3 separate regions of the Mus musculus genome follow, and all the other regions are linked to region 1. A link is a loop called in an ENCODE intact Hi-C map of the cell type or tissue named here. Cell type or tissue: left cerebral cortex. All regions are shown on one strand. Each heading gives the region's core, and the rest is flanking DNA. Links, peaks and the distances in the headings are about the cores only.

Region 1 (4,040 bases), core at 888-3,387:
GGGGCGGGGGAGGGGGGGGTGTTCCAGGATCACTTGACAGTGAATTTTTCTATGTCGCTCACACTTGGGTAAATTTCACCAGGTGTAACAGCGGAGGATAATACTGTCTTAGTGGCCAAAATCTCTGTGAGTTTTTTGCCCCAAGGAAAACTTCTAATGAAAATTTGCTCCTTCCTGGGCTAATATATAGATCATGCATGGAAATATTAAGTATCTCTCAACTCGGTTTTTAAAAGCCAAAGGACAACTTGAAGTTATATTTACCTTCTAAAATGCTTTTGGCCAGCAAACTCGGCGCCCTGACTTGCCTCTGGTACACTGCTTTCCGATCGAAATTGTTCTGTTTCCCAGAAAGCCCCTTCTTGTCCTGTAAATTCAAGAAACAACTGTGAGGAGCAGCATCCAGAAAGCCTCTGAAACCACCCCAACCTTTAACGCATTTGTTTTGCCAACTCTTATGAGAAAAAAATCATTCCAAAATAATTAACGGGAGTGCCTCTTAATCTCACGAAGCTGAGAACACGTGTAGAGAGGGAGGTGAGACCCACAGTCAAGGAGACTTTAAGAACAGAGCCTAGAAAGATTGGGTGGGGGGATGGTTGCCTCCTCAGTGTGAAAGTGCCCAGGCTGTCACCCTACCTTGACACTGAGGCAGAACTTGATGCCCATTAGGCAGAATATTAACTGCCTCTGAGGACCAAAAAAAAAAAAAAAAAAAAAAAAAAATACAGGGTGGTTTCTCCCCTAGGTGGAGTAGACACTATGGGGTGCCAGAGTTTGAGGGGGGTCTTCTGTATTTATCTAGTTCTCTGGAGGAGGTGGTATACGTGAAGGCAGAAAAAAAAACTCTTAAGGGACACCAGCCTGGGAGTCCTCTGGTCACTGCCAGGTTACTCCCAACTAGCCCATCTAGGAAAGAGGTTGAACCCAGAGCCAGGGCCATCTGAGGTTCCCCAAGCCCGTCTGGTGAGTTTGAGCAGGTTCCCTTTGGAGTCACCCACTATATTCGGTGACCTAACTACCTCCCAGCACCTATCTGCAGGGGAAGTCAAATCGAAAGTTTTCCCGGGGAACCCGGGTAGAAGATCAATTGCAGAGCACTTGCCTAAAGGCCACCTCGGCCAGGGAAAACAATCAAACAATCACAGGAATAACGATAACAAAGAATTCAACATTTTGCCTAACCTCAGGTCTGAGAGGAGATTCTGTGAAACCTGCATCACTTCCCCCAAAGCAACAAGAGGAAGTATAAACTCCAGGGTTCAAAAGTCTCTCTAGGAGAAATCCTGACTTCTCACAACAGAACCGCACCGCACCGCACCGCACCGCACCGCACCGCACCGCACCGCACCGCACCGCACCGCACCGCACCGCACCGCACCGCACCGCACCGCACCGCACCGTGGGGACTGCTAAGACCTCTAAGCATTCTCTGGCAGGTCACATAGTCAATAGCCTTGGACTGAGGGGCCCTTAACTCCGCTGTCATATTGGTCTCATCCGGAAAATGGGCATCAAGTTCTGCCTAAGTATCAAGGTGGGGCGACACACAGTGACAGCACCGCGTGCTGCTTCATCCTGACTGGACATCAACCGCTCTGTCAACCACCTTCCTCCCTCCCCAACCACCTGCAAAACTAAACCCGAAAATATTTATTTTTATTGACTTTTCCGCGATGTCCCAAATGGACCTAATTCCTTTGCCTCTCAATGCTTTTTGAATAGGAGACTTTTTCAGCACTTTCTGCATCGAAGGCCACGGCTTTCCCTCCGGAACCCCGCAGGCTAGCGAGACAGTGTCTGAACCTCTCCTGCCAGGCGATCTGAGATCGAGGGTCACTGGGTTGTGTGAGTGGAAGCCCAGCTCCTTGCTGTAAGGGACTCCCTCATCCTGCCTGGGCGCGCACCCTGGAGACCTATCCCCAGCCTGTCGGCACCCACCTCTGTGGCCTGCTGCCTCCGGAGCGCCACCTGGGCGGCCATGACACGCTGGCGCTCCACCACCAGCAGGCAGTTGGCGCACTGGCAGTCCCGCCAGCGACAGAATCGCTTGTGGCCCTTGAGACAGGATACCACGCCGTGGTTGCGGCAGCGTGCGCACTTGGGTGTGCGGCTCAGTTTGCGCGGCTCTGCGCCGCCACCGGCGGTGGCACCGCGCTCAGGGGCGGCGGCGGCGGCTGGCAGCGCCTGAGCAGCAGGCGGTGGCCTGGGTGCCAGTCCCCCGGGCTGCTCTGGCCGGCCTGGCACCTCCGAGGACACGCCGGGCTCCTCGCCGTCACCCTCGTCCTCCACATCTTCATCCTCCTCTTCTTCGTCCTCGTCCTCCTCCCCATCGGCCGCCGCCGGACTGGGTTCCTGCGGCGGCGTGGCCCGCAGTGGAGTCCCACAGCTATCTTCCTCCAGGTCTAGGCTTTCCACGTCGATCTCCCAGTCCCCGACTCCCGGGACTGCCTGCCCTTCCGTCATGACACTAGACTGTCGTTCGGCTCGGTTGCCCGCGCGCTAGGGAGACAGAAAAAGGCCTAAAGACCCGTCGCAATTAGGGACCCTCTCTGAGACTCGGCCCAGAATTTCTGCAAGGCCAGCTTTCCCCCTTGAATTACTCAGTTTTCTTCTACAGGCCACACCCGAGATCCACAGTTCAACGAAGCTTGTATTTTACTAATTCTAAGTGGTCTGTGCACCTGACCTTTAACCTGAGTCCTGTCTGCCTTTCCAGACAAGTCACCCACTGACCTTACTAACTGGCCAGTTTAAGCCACTTGTCAGGCTTTTCCACAGCCAGTTAACATGGCCATGATAAATATAAAAATGTCGAAGGTACAACTATCTTTCCTTTTATTACAAGGGACCTTGAAACCTCGTTTTCCAAATGTCTCTCATTGACCTACACCACCACAAAGACTCTAGAGAGGTCTTCTCGTCCCTCCGGTTCCCCTAAACCGATGCTCTATATAGGACACACACAGGGAGTGGGGGACACAGCCATGAAGCTGAAGAAGCTGGTCTGGTATCAGTAGTGCTTGAGCCGCACAAGGTTGAGGGAACTTGATTTTCATCTTTAAGGCAAGACAACCAGAAACAGAAAGAAGCCGTAGTGAAGAGTCACGCCCCGTGCCCTCCCTGGCTCCCGAGCAGCGGCGACAACACAGCACTCACCAAGAACCAGGCTCAGGCTAGCAACCCAGTTAAAAGAGAGCCAGCTTCAGGATCTGTCCCCCGGAGCTGCAGGCAGTGGGAGCAAACAGAATTGGGTCTGAGAGCAGGAGGCGGGAGCCCACTGGATGGCGACCGGGGGACAGAGGCCGGAGGCGAGTCAAGGCCTCAGCAACCTCACCCCGTACATTCCAAATTCTGCAAAGTTCTGTTCGGTCCTCTGCACCCTGGATCGCCTCACTTCACTTCCCACTTCTGGTCCAAAGAGGACGGAAAAGGTCCGGCCCGGACCCAGGACTCCGCCTCAGGCGCACCCTGCTTGCTTTCGGCGCAGAGACACTCACTGCAGTCGGGGACCTGAGCTCCCCTTCCTAGTATTATCCACCACCCACCCCCACCCCGAGCTCTGCGTCCTCTGATTGGTTGGTTTTCAGGCGGTGTGCACGCCGATTGGCCGGAGCACTAGGGCTGAGCGCCCTCCTCCTCAGCCCAGTGGAAGCTTCCCTTTAGCGCTACTGCGCCGCCGGAGTCCACCCGCCAGCCTTCGCTGCAGCCGGGTCCCTGATCCAGAAGCTAAACCTAAAAATGTGGGCAGTGGTTGCGGCGGAGCAGTCGCCTTTTATCTCGCCGACTAGAGAACAAGCTGATTCTCGTACTCTTATACATCGCGTTGTTCTCGAGAAGGTAACTAAGGGGTAGAGATCAGAAAGGTTAGCGTTGATTTCTATCGATGATATCATAATCTCCGGTGTTTAACCATCGACCGGCAGTTGGGCCGAGAGAAGAGGCCACTCTAAAGTGGGCACTCTGGCATCCTTCTCTCCGCACGAACAAGTCCATGTTTATCTTGCTGGTCAGCGCCCAGATGTCTTACAAATATCTGT
Region 2 (4,040 bases), core at 624-3,123, 770 kb after region 1:
AAACATCAACAGAGCCCGCACAATGTCAGAGCACTTTGGCTGATTAAACCATCCTCCGTAGTGGATGGTTGTGAAGAGGAGGGACCAAGGACCCCCCATCATTGGACCGCGTCAGGAGGACGTGGCTCCAGCCCGAGGAACGGCAAAGAAGGATATATAGCTGCGCACTTCTCAGAGAAACTTAAAACACCAAGTGCTCCTTGCCAAAGGGTGTTAGAAAGAAAAAGCAGAAAAGAACAAGGAAGCCTAACCTAGGAGCGCTCCAGTTTCCCAGCAGACTCATCCTTGCTAACTCACCCATCCCAAACCAGGTGAGCTGCCCCCACGTCCGTCCCCTCCTCTCCCTCTTCCCTCCTATCCTCCATGAACTCAGCAAGAGCTGGGCACCTTCGTTCCACTCCACCGCCCAGTCCTCTAAGTTCCGACCAGGATGAGGTGGAGATCGACGTGCTGGCAGAGGAGGAAGATGGAGATCAGACGGAAGAAGAGGATGACGAGGAGGAGAGCCATAAGTGCCTGGAGCGATCCCTGCAGAGGCCCGGAGCCCGCACTCTTGCAGGGAGGAGCGCGGGGGACTGCGGCGATCTGAGTAACTCCTCCGGGTTCCTCCGCAAGTTCCGAGCACCACGGACCCCGGCGACCACCACAGCCGACGGCCCGCAGCCCGCCAAACCCCCGTACTCCTACATCGCGCTCATCACCATGGCCATCCTGCAGAGCCCGCACAAGCGCCTGACGCTCAGCGGTATCTGCGCCTTCATCAGCGGCCGCTTCCCCTATTACCGCCGTAAGTTCCCCGCCTGGCAGAACAGCATCCGCCACAACCTGTCGCTCAACGACTGCTTCGTCAAGATCCCTCGCGAGCCGGGCCACCCGGGCAAGGGCAACTATTGGAGCCTGGACCCCGCCTCCCAGGACATGTTCGACAACGGCAGCTTCCTCCGGCGCAGGAAGCGCTTCAAGCGCCACCACCCGCCCTCGGGAGGCCACCCGCACTGCCCTTTCCCTCCACCCGCTGTGCCCGCCACCCTGCACGTCTCCCAGCCCAGCCTCCTGCTCCGCTACTCTGCCCCACCACAGCCTAACCTCGCAGCTCATCCCGCTGCCCCGCCTCGGAGTCACCCGTGCGCCCCGCTGCATCCGCATCCCATGCGCTACCTGCTGCTCGCGGCCCCGGCCTATGGCGACAACCCTAGAAAAGCGGAAGGCGCGGACCCCGCCACCCCCTTAGCCATTCCCGCGCTGCAGCCCGTACTGGGTTCCCAGCCTTGGGAGAGAGACCAGAGCTCTGGAACTCGGTCCGGACGCGGGTGCGCTTCGTTCACCATCGAGAGCATCATGCAGGGGGTTACAGGAGGAGGAACTGGGTCTGCGCAGAGTCCGTCCTTTGCTCCGTGGAGCTACTGCCACCTGCTGCAACATCCACCGTGCCTGCTGCACCCCCAGGCCGCTTCCCCTTTGTTTCACATGTCCGCAGGTTCCCGGACAATATTGCCTCAGCAGCCGCAACCGCCGCTGCCGCTGCAGCAAGAACAGCATCACTGTGCCATTAGCTGCGCTCCCGGTAAAGGCGTGCGGTTAGGCCAGCACCTGTCCGCCGTTGCGGCGCTGCTGAGGCAACAGCCTGCAGCTGACGACGGTAGGCTGACAACCCTGGCCGCTCTTTCGGGCCGAGAGGGGACCTTGCCCGAATTTTAAGCAGCACCCAGGCCCAGCCTCCAGGCTGGGTCGCCTTGGCACACCTGGAGCCAAGTGGCAAAATGGAACCACTTTCTAGGTTTGCACCACCCGCCTGCTAGGCTTGTGCGTAGAAAGCCAGCAGCGGAGTGCGCACTAAGTCCTTCCAAATTGTTACAAATGTGTTCTGCTCGCTTGACAACACAAAAGTGGGAAAATCCTGGATCTACAAGTCTTGCTTGGTCTTGTCCGCTTCGGTTGTGGCTTCCACGGTTTTCCCGACTTACATACTTCCCGAGGACCTATGACTATGAAAGTGAGTGAGGTGTTTTGCTGTTAATAAAAACAAAACAGTCTGCAATACAAAACATCACCATCCACATTGCTTAGGAACTGCCAGTGTTCCCAGTGGCGACTGCGACTGCGAATGCGTACATGCTCCGAAACCCGTAGGTAATACAAATAGGGTAATTTCATAACATTTATCTCTTGTATATACGACGTGTCCTACTCCAACGGGGAGTGTTAAAACTAAGCCTAGTTATAGAGATTGAATAAAATACGAAACTACAATGCTACATCGCTTGTTTCCTATGTCTCGTTATTTGCTTTCATAAATGAAATTTTAAAAAAATTTCTATTCTTATCTCACAATTCGTTTTTATGATTTATATCCATTAGAGAAATCGGGGACGACACGTTTTAAATATGGGCTTTAAAAGTTCCAACTATTTGAGGGCCAAAGTTTATCTTATAAACTAGTTTTAATTCTAACGAATTAAATTTAGGTTTTTCAAAGGAGAGTTTCGCTGTGCAGCCTTTGGTGGCCTGGAACTAGCGATCTTCCTATTTCAGTTTCCAGAATTCTTAGCGTGCCCAATAACGCTGAGCTTGTGCGCTATTTTTCTCAAGTTGTTTTTCTGAGGTAAACTGGAGGATGACTGGAGATCAATTTGAACTAGTGTATCTATTCTTGGAAAATAAACGACTGTTGCGTTTACTTAAAAAAATGCTAGTATTTTCAAGGCCTTTTCTTTATAAATAATTTCTGAGAGATCCTTGTAAGAGTGATTCAGCTCCAGGATACAAGGAAAACAAGGGAACGCCCATCACCTACGACTCCCAGAAGGCGGGATTTTAGATGTTGGGTCATTATAATCCACGGCTTTGAGGAAAGCCGAGCGCCGAGTAGAAGAAACCCACTGTGTTCCCCACCCTTAGCAAAGAAGTCTACATTTCCTTGTTTACACCCCATAGCCCAGAACTCCTACTGCTCGCCTTGCCTGCTACCTCAACCCCTTCCAATCTGAGAGCTTTGTGGGAACTTCTGGAAAGTTCCTAAACTCAGACATTAGTAGCTTTGAGCTTTCGGACAGGCAGCTTTCCTCCGTTTGGCCCCTGGGCTCTTGGTCCCCAAAGTACCACTCCTTTGGTGGCCAGCAGCAATCTGAGAGTTTAGAGGCAAATCAGAGAGAGAGGGAGAGAGGGAGAGAGAGGGGGAGAGAGAGAGAGAGGGAGAGAGAGGGAGAGAGAGAGAGAGAGATCCCCTTTCCCGTGTATCCGCATCTCCCCTTTGCGCTTTGTGCAAAGATGTTTCCAGCCTGGCCACCTCCAGGTATTCAGTTAACTTTGCATCCGATCCCCCACCCCCTCGCGCGCTGCCTCCCCCCTGAAGCCGATCCCTGGGCAGGACCGAGGTGGGCTCCAGCGCTCGGAACTCCCTTTCCTCCCACGCCCAAACCTGTCCCAGCAGGAGGACGACCCCGTCAGAGCCTGGCCAAGGTCCGTTCCTCAGTTGAAATGCTTTAGTATCAAAACCATAGCAAGACCAGACTTTCCAAGATCTCATGGCGAGGTGAGATGAAAGTCGTCCCAAGTGTCCATTAGGCTAGGGAGCCCCGAAGACTAGGACAGCTTGGACCCCCTCCCGGTGTGACCTGCACCAAGCCCGGGAACCGTGCTGTGGTCGCGGCTCCTGAGAACCCGCAGGAACTCGCGCACCAGCAACCGCCGCCACCGGGCGTCCCTACGGTGCCACATCCCAGGAGCACTCGAGGACGCGCCGCGTGCACAGTCTGGCTATCCTCATCGCCTCCTCCCCGCCCACGCGGAGCCACAGCCGGCGGTTCTGGATTCCACGTCGCGCGGGTATCTTGGGCTGGGCTTTTTTTTTTTTTTTTTAAAGTGTGGCCTCTGAGATCCCGAAAGCTGGACGGTCTCGTGGCGACAGACTGACTGGACGGATCCTGAACGGATTGTGCGGGCCATCCCCACGGTCAGAGCGGGAGGGCACTACCTTGGTCTCTGCCCTCTAGGAATGAATGGCGCTTACCATCAGCTACTCTCTGCCCTCTGCTCCTGGA
Region 3 (4,040 bases), core at 624-3,123, 520 kb before region 1:
CAAATCACAAAACTCACCCTGGCCTCATTCTAGCCACTACCCTAAGCACCCATTGTAGAATCTGTTCACATATCTCTGTTCTCTTCTCATATTATCTTAGTTCAGACTGCTCTTACTTCTTCCAGTTATTAGTTCAACTTCCTAACTGATTTCTGTTCTGTTAAGCTGCCTTTGCTCCAGTCTCCTCTTAATAACTATGACAATACTGTTAAACTCAACCTTTATCATGGTACATTTCAGATGACTAACTTCCCAGCTTTGTGCTGGGGGACTGATAGCTTTCCTGAAACACAAGACTTGCAATGTTAGAACTGGTTGTTTCAGGATACTATGTCAGCTGGTGACTCTGGTCTCATCAACCCTTCCATGTCTTTGTTCTCAGGAGATGGACTTGTGTAGATTGGAGGGCTTGGTTACTGTTTCTCCCTCAGTTACAAGCACATCTCCTTCCTTGTCTCAGCTTTGCTTGGATACATCTTATTTCCACACCCAGACCCTCTATAGTGAACATGCCCCTATGTTCCTCTATCTCACATATTTCGCATTCTGGAATCCTTATGATCATTTATCAAGTCTCTTTCATCTACAACCTTCAAGATTTCTAAGACTTGTATACCAGCTTGCTGTCTTTGCCCACCTAATCCCAATTCATTACAGAACTAACTGCAGGAATTGCCCCTTCAGGCCGCTGTAATGTCCTTAAGAGCAAGATCTGTGATGTAATTTGTCAACTTTCCAGACAGTCTGGGTTCTGAGAGGCCCTCAAACCAACCAGCCAATTAAACAAATTAACAAAATCAACAATAACAAAAAAAATCACTGCCCCCCCAAAAACAACCAAACCACCTAATTCCAGGATAATAGGTTTTATGAGACATATTTGAGATCTTAATGGACAGATTGCTTCCTAAAACATTTGATTTCCAAGTTACCAATATGTTTTAGAACCACAGGCAAAATTAAAACTTAAATATTGATACTTTAAAACTACATTTTACAATGTTTGCTTTTACTGGTTCTGTTGAAATTCAGTTTATCAGGAACAAAAGAAATGTCAGTCATTTATTCACTAGAGCACCGTGTTCTTTCCAGGATTTTTGAAGTGTTCTTTCTGGTCACTTATGAAAACTGCTAGGAAAATGTTTCCAGTAGGGCCTTACTTTTCTTTTGGCACCACGAATGCCGCTCTTTAACATCTGAGATGAGCCCTGCCTTCAATTTCTCTGAGGCTCCAGAGGTTAACAAACCAAAGTTTCCAGAAAATGCAACTCGACCCACAGTGCTCACACATCTCCAACAAGTGGCACCAAAGCAGCATCTGCAGAAATCTTCACATCCAGGTTTTACGTTTTTGGACAAGGGTGGGTGAGGGATTCCACACAGGATTCAGGACTCAAAATGCTGACATGCAGGATGAGGCTAGAGGGGGAATCGCTATAAAAAGTTATATCCACACAGGAAAAGAAAAAACAAATAGCATGATATTGCTCCCCCAGGAGACAAGCCATCAGGCCAGGCTGCCTCTATCTTACTATCAAAAGCAGGAAAGTCCTAAGATTCTTTGGGATTCTCTTAAAGCAACATAGAGGAATTTTCCCATCCAGGAATAATTAGCTGCCTTGATTTTAATCTGGCTCCTATTTTCATTAGCTGATATCTCGGGGTTAATAATTAAAGTTGAAAGGGCTCAGAAGAAGAAATGTCAGTGGTGATGTACAGTGAGCATCTTGAATTTTCCAAGGAATGATTTTCACAAGAACCACAAGATGGCATTGTCTGCTGTGGGACTGAGTTCTGACACAGCAAGAACTGAGAGTGGAGACTGGAGGCCAAACTGTTTCCTATCCCTCATTTTATGTCAAAGGCCAGCCTTCCACATCTGTCCTGTTCATTGTGCTCTGTGGTCTTTGTGTGCTAAGGTAGGAAAGAAACAAAATGACTAGGCCTGGGAGATAGGCAGCCTGGAGAAGGTGCTAGCAGGCTGTAAAAAATAATCACCACAGCAGTGGTTGGTGGGAAGGTGGCTGTTTTGACTGGCTGGTACCCTGGATAGAAAGATGGTATGTACTTGTGCGATGCAAATGGGATTTAGAGCTGATGAGGTTATAGTTCAAACAATTCTGATATTTTGTTCAAACTAATCAACTAATTCTTTCCCTTTTGATATCACATATCCACATACACCGACAATTTTAGCGCTTTGTATGTATGTATGTATAAGATGGAAAGGTGCCTTTCACATCAAGACTATGAGCAGGGTACCATAACATAAGACAAATGGAACAAATCTATGGACTCTGCCCTGTGCTGTGCTATTCTCAGACACGAGCCAGTGGAATGAAATAAGGGTGTGAGTTCTCTCTTCTGCTACAGCATGCTTCTCTCTGTATCAGGACAATTGGCTGCACGTGCCTAAAGCCTTGACAAGCAGTGCCATGAGCACACCATATTTCTATTCTCTAATGTTCTGGTTAAGTTATAAGAATACAGGACATAGTTGAATAATCGCCTTTTTACCCCAGTGAGCCAGACATGGGTTTGCATTGATAATGCAATAGAAAGTTTTGGTTATGAATGATTAGTTTTTCAGTTTACTCCACATTTTATGTATGTTCAGTGTCATGTATAACAAACCATACCTTCCTTTGAGGATCTATAGATGAGGAGAAGATGGCAGTCTGAGATGCCTGATGAATAGATATGATGCTCGTCCTAAACATACTTAGAGACAATGACTTATTAAATGTTATGAAAGAGATAGGAAGTGGAAGTCAAGAGAGCATTCAGTCCATCTCCTAGGCTCAGTGTAGGCTGGGTATTTTCCTGGATATGGGATGCATTAGGCTTATCCTGAAGGATAAACTGAAGGGGGGCACCAGAGCCTATCTTCATCTCCCCTTCCTTCAGAGGTGCTTTACCCCATTCCCCTGATAGACTCCCAACTAAAGATTCCACTATCTAGGCTTTGTCAACTTTAGCATCAACTGGGCTTAGTCAATGTGGAAGGAGGTAATCTTACCAGCAACAGCAGACAAGAGCAGTAATTATGACATACATTGTAGTTCTGCCTCATGCTAGCCCTACCTATGACTATTGCTTCTGTTGTAGTCACTGACCTTACCTATAGCTGTCAAGTAGACTCTGGGAAGCCCATTGGCACTCACTTCCCGTTGTTGTCATTGCATGCCACAATAGCTCTTGTTAGCTACTTAACTCTACCTGTGCTACAGAAAATGAGATAGATATACCAAATGGAAAAGTATTAAACAACAAAGAAAAACTAAATCATGTTCTTTGCAAGAAAAATGGATGGGACTGAGGAACATCATAGCAAGTGAAATAAGTCAGCCACAAAAAGCCAAATATTGGTTTCCTCTAATTTGCGGATCCCGGGATTCTGTATAGATACATAAAGGTGTGTGTGTGTGTGTGTGTGTGTGTGTGTGTGTGTGTGTGTGTGTGTAAGCAGAAAGGAGACTAGCATAGGTGAGGTGAGGAGAAATTAATGAAAGAGGCAGAGCAGATATGGGGCATGGGGGTGGAAGGAGCATCCCAAACTGTGATATATTTGGGAAACTTTCCTATATGAAACTTTACACCGTGTACAATGAACAAATACCAATTTCAAACGAATGCAAACAAGAATAAAGTGCAATTAATCTGGTAGAAAGGAGAACACAAAATGTTCCAGCTATAGAGAAGAATGTGTTTAAGGGTAAGGTAGTGAATAAAGTGTGGGGTCTTTAGGTAAGGGTATATATTTTGGACTAGCTAGGACCCATGAGAACAGAAGATGTAGGAAAGTAAAAGGGAAAGAGAGGCAATGTTCAGGTAGCCAAGGCATTGGACCCCACACCAAGGGTTTAGGAATTTAGCCTAAAGGTTATGAGAAAACACTGTAGGATTTCAAAGGTAGGGAAAGTAACATAAGAAACAAAGTAAAACAAGAAATAAAGTTTAAAACAATCCTAATGGAATAGAACATATCAGGAGAAGTAAAATAGATTGGAAGTTTACTGTAAACACAAATAGAAAACAAA

What was found. Peaks named below come from ENCODE experiments on the same cell type or tissue, not always from the same donor. Only the 100,000 strongest peaks of a DNase experiment are listed, where the experiment ranks them.
Region 2: a loop joins it to region 1, with 7 times the contacts of the local background. A loop is called at or near these places in 3 of 42 quality-filtered maps.
Region 3: a loop joins it to region 1, with 4 times the contacts of the local background. A loop is called at or near these places in 6 of 42 quality-filtered maps.

The regions. Positions count from the first base shown.
Region 1 is chr19:25,671,878-25,675,917 of GRCm38, reverse strand. Dmrt2 (doublesex and mab-3 related transcription factor 2) reads right to left here and starts at 3,507. Exons shown (of 4, transcript NM_145831.3): 1 at 3,160-3,507; 2 at 1,942-2,502; 3 at 265-367. The coding sequence starts at 2,466. 2610016A17Rik (RIKEN cDNA 2610016A17 gene) reads left to right here and starts at 3,679. Exons shown (of 2, transcript NR_045347.1): 1 at 3,679-3,840. In left cerebral cortex, for the core only: a CTCF peak has its summit at 1,994; DNase peaks (open chromatin) are centred at 2,028, 2,414 and 3,133; H3K4me3 peaks cover 1,015 bases.
Region 2 is chr19:24,897,158-24,901,197 of GRCm38, reverse strand. It overlaps Foxd4 (forkhead box D4), which reads left to right and starts at 182. Exons shown (of 1, transcript NM_008022.3): 1 at 182-2,255. The coding sequence starts at 364. The coding sequence ends at 1,698. In left cerebral cortex, for the core only: no CTCF peak of the experiment used is centred there; DNase peaks (open chromatin) are centred at 797, 1,500, 1,957 and 2,496; H3K4me3 peaks cover 439 bases.
Region 3 is chr19:26,191,605-26,195,644 of GRCm38, reverse strand. No RefSeq gene overlaps it. Among named protein-coding and RNA genes, the nearest start is that of 1700048O14Rik, 150 kb to the right of the region's middle. In left cerebral cortex, for the core only: a CTCF peak has its summit at 1,767 (motif pointing right); a DNase peak (open chromatin) is centred at 1,811.